Regions from separate parts of the Homo sapiens genome. Here regions 1 and 3 are each linked to region 2. A link is a contact called in ENCODE Hi-C or POLR2A ChIA-PET data. All regions are on one chromosome and are shown on one strand. Each heading gives the region's core, a stretch centred on a gene start or an enhancer-like site at or near the end of the contact. The rest is flanking DNA. Distances are from core to core; before and after follow the strand shown.

Region 1 (2,826 bases), core at 143-2,642, 3.1 Mb before region 2:
AAGTGATGCTTGTGTTGGGTTTTGAAGCCTCTCTAGTTGTGCTCCAGCTTTTATAGATTTGAAAACCAGCCAGTCATTTCCCCAACCTGCTAAACAGAGCTGTGCAAAGAACACCAGCTTGAGAATAAAGTGAATGTCATTGGAATTCCAGTTCCCTCACTGCTTCACTTTTGACCTCAGGAAAGGTTTGAATGACTCCAAGTCTGTTTCAATGTCTGTAATACAAACAAAAGTTTTATTTGAATGATCTATTGCATTCCTCTGCAATTCTTTGATGGTACATACTGAAACACGACTGGGTTGAACAGATGTGTCCTTTAAGGAAAAGAGAAGCTCATGATGCTGGTGAGAAAAGAATCAAGAATCAAAGGGGAGACTTTTCTGAGTCATTCATCTCTTAGCAGTTATTTGCTGAGGGCCAGGTCTCTTATATAGTTATTTAAGAAGTACTGTCTAGTCAACATGGCACATGTCAAACTAGGCTGTATATTTGGGCAACATCATCCCCTTTCAGTGTCATTTTTCTCATCTAAATTGGAGGCTAAATATCAACAATTGTAGGCTGGCTTTGAAAAGTAAAGCTAATGTTTGTAAAGGGAAAATGCAGTCTTGGGTATATAATAAGCATGTTAGGAATGATAGCTATTATTATCATTACATTAATGACAAAATACCAAACACGGTCACAGAACTGTACCAGGGCAGTGGAACACTGGAGGAAAAGAAGAGAGGGACTACCTATACTTTGAAAGAGAGTGAAAATGAGTGCTGTGGTATGAGCTGTTTTTTCTGAAAAGAAAAGGGAAGCATAAGTTTCAAGAAAGATTGTATATGAACAGGCACATACAATCTGAATAAAAATATTAAAGAATACTTGAAGAATGAAAGTAGACTGGATAACTGAAATGAAGAATGAGAGTAATAAGAGATAATCCTATAACATAGATAAGGACCAGATCAGGAAGGGGAAGAAAACTGATAATTGTTTTGTACCCTATTTACTACACAGAAACCTAGGCATATTTAATTATTTACTTTTCAGAACCACCCCACAAATTAGGTGTTTTGAACCGCATTTTACAGTTGAGAAAGCTGGCCTTGGGAGTCATTTAAAAGGTTTACATATTATTCTTTCAGTGATAGGGAGCCTCTGAGAGCCTTTAAGCAGGTGAATGACATAAATTATGCAGTTACCAAGAAAGCTGGCTTCCCTGGAGATCCTTACAGAAATGAGGCCACACAGCTACCTTACAGATCTTTTCAAACAGCATGTCAGGAGCCACATGGGTGAAGCAGGAAGCAGGAATGACTGTCAGCAGAAAGGCTAGGCTTGGCTGGCTCCAGCTGGGGGAGGGATCTCTGGGGAGACCTGTCATCCAGGGCTGCAGGCTTGTTCCATATCCTCTTCTTGCTCTTCCAACAGACTTTCCCCTGCCAGATACAGGTCCCACAGGATGACTGCAATGAGCTCATAATTGTGGGGAGAAAAGTTAGTCTGAGCTAAATCACTGCTGTGGAACAGAAACAACCTTGACTCAGAACAGCTGTTTCTGAAAAGTGTACTCAGAGCTTTCAGAACAGCTTGTAACAACCCGGAGTAAAGAGCTTGGGCAAAAAGAATGTGCGACAATCTATGTGAAAATAGAAGTATGATCAAAACCCAGAATTTCAGAGTGGAGACTGAAAGAGAGGTACTAAGGTACCAAAGGGAAGCCTATCTGGGTTTGGAAAATTTGGTAGCAGAGATTTCTTAATATGTGACTGAGTAGCTTATGCCAAGAGGAAAACATCATAGAATGGCTCTTCTATGCCTGCCCCCAGCTGCCCACAGCTGGAAGCTGTGATGAATCATAAAAGACCTCAGAACTGGTTCAACACCAAAGAGTTTAGTCTTTTCACTGTCTTTACATTTGGGGAAACTGAGGCTCAGAAAAGTAAATTAATCTAGATCAGCTAATTGATTTGCTAATTGATTTACTCATTGAGACCCCAAAAATTTCAAGATGAAGAGGAATCAATGAATCTTAAATCTAGCCTGATTTTTGTGGTCAAGATCACCCTTACTTATCTCTGAAAATATTACAACAATGGGAAGTTAAGAAGAAAGAAATGTCAATGGTTCATGGTTATCAAAAGGGAGCAGCTATATCCTGGGCTCCTATTGAGTTAAGGATAGGGACAGGAATTAGACAAGCTGGGTGGAAGGGATGCAAAGATTCTGGGTTGCACCTGGGCCAGGGTGTGCCAGGATGTTAGCCCAATGGCCCTTCAGCTGGACGTGGGTGTTCTTCTACCATAGTGTACCTATGAGTAACAACACACCAACAGCTTCTACTGAGGATCCTGCATATTCTTTTTGGTATCTTCATATATAATATCTATAAATGAAGAATGAGACTATCATAATGTGAAACTATATGATAGGGTGAATCTTGGTATTTATTTAGAAAAGCATACAGGAGGTAGCTAATTGAAACAATTTTCTTTCTTTTATTTCTGTAAACCATCTCTTTATGCTATTACTTGACTGCTCTGGATACTGAAAAATGATTTCTGATTTAGTCCCAAAACATATGCAGTGTTTTCATAAATTAACAACTCTAACTTATAACAACAACAAGCACACTGGCCACATATAACATGATTGAGGTCTAGATGTTTATCCAATCAGAGTTTAAGGTGAAACTCCACTCAACTGATTTTATAGTTAATAAGGGATTCAGAAAGATGAAAATTCAGAACCTCCCATGTTCAAATGAAAGTATGAATGTTTGAAATAGAGACAGCTGTTTTGTTATTAGTTAAATATTGGATATATTTCATTCT
Region 2 (2,742 bases), core at 86-2,585:
ACAAAAAAGAAAAAAAAAAACTTTAATTTAAAAAAAAAAAAAAAACCCATCATGGTGGCAGCAACCGCTCACTGGAGTGAAGAAGTTTGACTCTTTACTGTGGGAAGTCACTACACAGCTGCACAACGTCAGGGGGGCTGGATCCCCTCCTTTATCACAGGGTGACAAACACTGCCCTGGCACAGTGTGGGGAAGGTGGGCCCCCAGCTTCCAAGGCCATCAAGCCCCTGACCGCCAGCCCTGGATGGCCTCCACATGCAGGTGCAGGAGAGGCTGGGCCCCAGCTCTGAGCTCCACCAGGCTCTCCAAAGGGTCTGAGGGTCTCAGTGCCTGGCATCCTGTAAAAACCCTGATCTTAGTGACTGAAACACTGTGAATTTCCACCACCAAAAACTCACAACCCAAAACCTGCCAAGTTTCAGGACACCGAGGGGCCTCCTCATTAACCTGGTGAGAGGAGGCCTCTGTCTACCTCAGTGCTGTCATCAGGAAAGCAGCAGAGTGGGTGGATTTGAGTCAGGGGAGTCCTCAGTGGGAGAAGCACTGGGCCTGGAATGGAGGTCACCTAGTCCAGTGACTTCCAAGCTTACTATTTTTATTATTTTTTAAGCTACAGGAGGCTTTGTTCAAAGAAACTCTGACCCAGAAACCCAACATGGAAGCAGGCAGAGCAGGACACTTTTATCTTCAGGTGGCTGGGGGAAAGGAAGGCTTCACAAGGTGCACACTAAAAACCATGGGCCTACTGTGACTGACGCCATGCTCCACAGGACAGCAGAACGGCTCAGGAGCTGCCTCCAGAATCATATGGCAACTAGTTCAACAGAACTGTGATAGACTTGGAAATGCATGTTTTGAAGAGCTGTCATTCACAGCAGCTTGAAAAAGCCCCCACTGGCCAAATCTGGAACAATCTGAGCGGCAAAATAAACAATAATAACAACGGATTTTAACTCATTGAATAAAATAAGAATTCATGAGCCCATTCTAATACACACACAGAGATAAATAAACAGGAAAGAAGGAAAAGTTATGTGTAGCACAATGATACATAGCTACAGCAGTTCTGTATAGTTAAATGATAAATGTAGAAGGAATTATGGAATTAAATCATCGCATTCAACACCCATGACAGAAACAACCGACTGTGCCAAGAATCTGCAATGGGTCCTAAAACCAGTCATGAGTTTGATGTGAAATAGCATACTGTATTTGCATAATCTCAAAGTATCTCCCCACAGGACACTTACAAAGAACAAAATAGTAACTTAGAGGGGAGAAACCCAGCAGACATCACCATAAGCAAGCGATCATTGTCAATATCACCGGTAATGACTCAGACCCACATCATGTGCCTCCCAAGGGGATGCACCTAGAACTCACCATTTCCGCAGTATTCCTTACAAAACTGCAAAACTTGCAGCTAACCATGAGGAAACAACAAACAAACTTAAATTAAGGGAGATACTACAAAATAACTGGCTTCAAGTAACTGAAACATAGAGTTTGTGGTCCTTCTTGGAGGAACAAAAAAAAAGCAAACAAAACATTCAGGCCTTGGGCCCCATTGGAGATTTTCACTTTTACGTTTTTGAGACAGGGCCTCACTCTGTGACCCAGGCTGGAGTGCAGTGGCACCGTCACAGCTCACTGCAGCCTTGACCTCCTGGGCTCAAGTGATCCTCCTACCTCAGTGCACACCTGCAGTCCCAGCTACATAGGGAGATGGGGTCTCCCTATGTTGCCCAGGCTGGTCTCAAACTCCTGCTTAAGCCATCCTACTGCCTCGGGCTCCCAAAGTGCTAGGATCACAGGCATGAGCCACCACGCCCAGCACCCATGAGAGATTTTCAGAATGATTCATCAGGCAGCTCATTCAACTGCACCAGCAGCCTCAGGGCAACACCTGCCCACCTAGGTGAGGCAGGGCCTGGTCACCCACACCTGCCACTCACCCCACACCTGCTACCCACCCCACCCCCACTTCTCAAATGGCTAGGCAAAAGGAGGCCTGGCACCTTGACTTCCAAGTTGATGTCCCAACCTACTTCCCTCTGCCATTGAAGGTGAAGCTGCCCACTCAAGGGAGGATGCTAGGCCAAAGCAGGCATAGTGCACGTGTCCTATACCCATACCCTGATCATCATGACAGGCCTGTTTCTGAAAATCTAAGTCTACATGAAATGTCTATACACAGAATCCTTTTATATGCCCCTGGTAAGAGCACATCAGAGCCTCTTCCTCAGCTAGTTGCAAACAAACGTGGAGAGTCTGGGCCCAGTCTACACTAGTATTCCCAATGTGAACAAGAACCCAGGGAGTCCAAGGTGCTGTGCCTCCAGACCTCAGGAGGACTGGGCTGGGCCCTGTGGCCTCCCTAGATCAGCAAGGTTGAAGCAAACCACCCAGCAATCCATCAGTGCACAGGCTCGCCTGCCAAGCCCATGGGGTGAAAAGACTTTTGCTGTGGGAGACAAACACCTAAAGACTTGTTTCTACATGTTCAGGGCACTGCTGCATGTAAGACACCGAGAATGAGGCCGTGGAGACAAACACCAACTCAGAGTGGGACCTGTGCCTGACTCAGGGAACTCAGAACATGACTCCCTTCACTAAGTGCAGTCAAGTAGGTGCTGGAGGGCAGAGAGAAGGAGGTGGTGGTGGTGGCAAGCTGGTCAGGAAATGCTCCCTAAAGCAGCTAGTTTAAATTTGTACTAGATGAGGGCAGCACATCTAGAAGCT
Region 3 (2,802 bases), core at 1-2,500, 3.7 Mb before region 2:
GAATGTCTTTGAGTCGGCTTCCCATCTGTGAAATGGGCACAGGACTATCTCTCTCACAAGCCTGTATTGAGGCATGTATGAGAAGCCATCTGCACCAAGGTGCTCACACAGCTCTTAAAGGAGGTGGGGCCACAGGTGGACTTTGATGTTTAAGACAGTGATGAAATGAGAAGACACTTCAAGTACAGGGTCACCCTGAACAAGGCCTGGAAGAGAGGAGCCTCTGCCCAGGGCAGGCATGGGGGAAAGTCTGACCACAGGTGCAGGAGGCTCAGATGCCACCCATTCACTGGACACGTGACCTGGGCTGAGCCATGCGCTTGGCTCCAGGGACACAGAAGACACTGTGCCTCGCCTCAAGGAGCTCCTGTTGGTGGAGGAAGCTGTGCAGACAAGTGACTGTCTCACAGCATTGTAAGTGCTGTCTATACTGAAGGAAGGGGACGTAGGTTGCTCAGTCAGAAGGTGGGGGAGGGAGGGGACACTCTGCAGAGATGGAATAAGATTGGGTCGGAGATGGCCTGGCATGGTAGGCCAGGTCATGGTGGGCTTCCTGGACCAGCAGAGGAATCAGACTGGCAAAAGGGAGGCCGGGGGATCCTTCAGCCGGGTAGAGACTGATGACAGGAATGCTTTGGGCTCCTTTTCCATCAGAGTGGGTCTGAGTTCCCTTTAATAATGGTGCATGGGTGCCTGAACACTTGCTAGGCTCTGGCCTCAGATGGTGTCAGAGGGTTCAGAGCCCCTGGGCCTATGAGAGGTGGTGGGTAGGAGGAATATTTTTCGGAAGAAATTAGGATGTTTCCCATGCACCCTGATGAGCCTCTGCCTGGGCTGCTCTCAAACCTCCACTCCCAAACTGAGGGAAGAGAGATACCCTCTCATATTGTTTTATATTGTTTTATACTCAGTACCTCTTTTAAGAAAAAACAAGGAAGTAAAACCAAAGACAGGCAGCCCGGCGCCAGGCCTGAAACCAGGCCTGGGCCTGCCTGGACTAAACCCAGTAGTTAAAAATCAACTCATAACTTAAAAACCAATGTTATTCATAGATTCCAGACATTGTATAGAAGAACATTGTGAAACTCCCTGCCCTGTTCTGTTTCTCTCTGACCACCGGTGCATGCAGCCCCTGTCACGTACCGCCTGCTTGCTCAAATCAATCACGACCCTTTCATGTGAAATCTTTAGTGTTGTGAGCCCTTAAAAGGAACAGAAATTGTGTATTCAGGGAGCTCAGATTTGAAGGCAGTAGCTTGCCGATGCTCCCAGCTGAATAAAGCCCTGCCTTCTACAACTCAGTGTCTGAGAGGTTTTGTCTGCGGCTCACCCTGCTACATTTCTTGGTTCCCTGACTGGGAAACGAGGTGACTGACGGATGGCCGAGGCAGCCCCTTAGGCGGCTTAGGCCTGCCCTGTGGAGCATCCGTGAGGGGAACTCCGGCCAGCCTGAGTGACGTGATCCAAAGAGCGCTCCCGGGTAGGCAATTGCCCCAATGGAACGCCTTGCCAGAGCAGCGTGTAGCAGGCCCCCACGGAAGATTAACACAGTGGCTGAACACCAGGAAGGAACTGGCACTTGGAGTCCGGACATCTACAACTTGGTAAGACTAGTCTTTGGAACTTGCCCCACTCCATCTGAGTGGAAGCGTGGCCTGATCACCCACAGTGTGCCTGTATTGGCATTTTGTTCTGGTTTTGACTTGGCTTGAGTTGGTAAGACTAGTCTTTGGAACTTGCCCTACTCCATCTGGGTGGAAACATGGCCTGATCACCCACGGCATGCCTGCATTGACACTTTTGTTCTGGTTTTGACTTGACTTAGATTGTGTGATACTTTGGTTTTAGTTTTGACCTGGCTTGGATTTCTGGATACTCTGATTTTGGTTTGGTGTAAACTGCAAAAGTGTGTGTGTGCCCTTTTTACCTGTTTTTTGTTTTGTGGTGTGTGTGTGGTGTGAACATGGTGTTTTGTCTTGAAGAAGCATGGGTCAGGCAAAAATAAGCCCACCCCACTAGGAACTATGTTAAAAAAAATAAAAATTTCAAGAAAGAATTTAAGGGAGATTACGATGTTACTGTGACACCAGGAAAACTTAGAACTTTGTGTGAAATAGACTGGCCAGCATTAGAGTGGGTTGGTCATCAGAAAGAAGCCTGGACAGGTCCCTTGTTTCAACGGTATGACACAGGGCAACCTGTAAGCCAAGGCACCCAGACCAGTTTCCATACATAGACAGTTACAGCTGGTTTTAGACCCCCTTCCCCTCCACAGTAGTTAAAAGAACAGCAGCATAAGCAGTTGGGAGAGGCAAGGAAAGACCAGCAGAGAAAAAAAAAAAAGAGGCCATCTATACCAATTCTAAGTTAATTTAGACTAAACAAGGTCTTATTAATAGCAAAGGATAATTGAAATCCCAAACTTACAAGGTTTTCAACAAAAGTGAAGTTTGCTAAAAGTTAACAGCATAACATATATTGTGGTAACTTCTAATCTTGTGGCCTTAGAGAGTCTAGTCCAAAGACATAAAGAAAGTTCGCTTTAAAAAAAGGAATGGTTATCTTCAAAAAAAAAAGCGGGGGGGAGGCAGAATTTATGTAAAAAGAGTGTTATATGGTAAATTCTTGTCCTGAAATAAATTAACTGGTTGTTTAAAGAAAAAAAATGTTTGTAATAAGTCAGAAAGTTGAGGCATGTTGAAGAATTGTCGGCGAAAGTTGTGAAAGAAAAAATGTTATAAAAAAATTTATGCAAAAAAGCCTCCTGAGTACTACTATTGAAGAAACAGTTTATGTGCAAGG

What was found. Hi-C counts contacts between places; a loop is a spot of excess contacts on that map. ChIA-PET counts read pairs that join two places held with the same protein, here RNA polymerase II (POLR2A). Pooled maps may share reads with other maps.
Region 1: a pooled map shows a loop between it and region 2 (8-fold over the local background). The contact joins two enhancer-like sites. A Hi-C loop is called at or near these places in 2 of 37 single-sample maps with no recorded cell type and 3 of 50 pooled maps.
Region 3: a loop to region 2 is called in a map with no recorded cell type, with 8 times the contacts of the local background. The contact joins the promoter of CERNA2 here to the enhancer-like site in region 2. A Hi-C loop is called at or near these places in 6 of 37 single-sample maps with no recorded cell type and 5 of 50 pooled maps. POLR2A ChIA-PET finds 5 or more read pairs at or near these places in 1 of 52 experiments (activated CD8-positive, alpha-beta memory T cell).

What each region holds. Positions count from the first base shown.
Region 1 is chr10:83,538,702-83,541,527 of GRCh38, reverse strand. The region is part of intron 1 of LOC105378394 (a long non-coding RNA gene); the gene reads left to right. Among named protein-coding and RNA genes, the nearest start is that of LINC02650, 140 kb to the left of the region's middle. Within about 2 kb of position 1,392, at least 6 of the 41 ENCODE cell types and tissues checked have a DNase peak (open chromatin) inside an H3K27ac peak, as active enhancers do.
Region 2 is chr10:80,470,989-80,473,730 of GRCh38, reverse strand. All of the region lies in intron 1 of TSPAN14 (tetraspanin 14), which reads right to left. Among named protein-coding and RNA genes, the nearest start is that of TSPAN14, 18 kb to the right of the region's middle. RefSeq lists enhancers at 557-606, 1,239-1,468, 2,169-2,238, 2,249-2,488. Within about 2 kb of position 1,335, at least 15 of the 41 ENCODE cell types and tissues checked have a DNase peak (open chromatin) inside an H3K27ac peak, as active enhancers do.
Region 3 is chr10:84,170,524-84,173,325 of GRCh38, reverse strand. It overlaps CERNA2 (competing endogenous lncRNA 2 for microRNA let-7b), which reads left to right and starts at 1,250. Exons shown (of 2, transcript NR_134505.1): 1 at 1,250-1,604. RefSeq lists enhancers at 6-55, 876-1,115, 1,466-1,515, 1,430-1,931.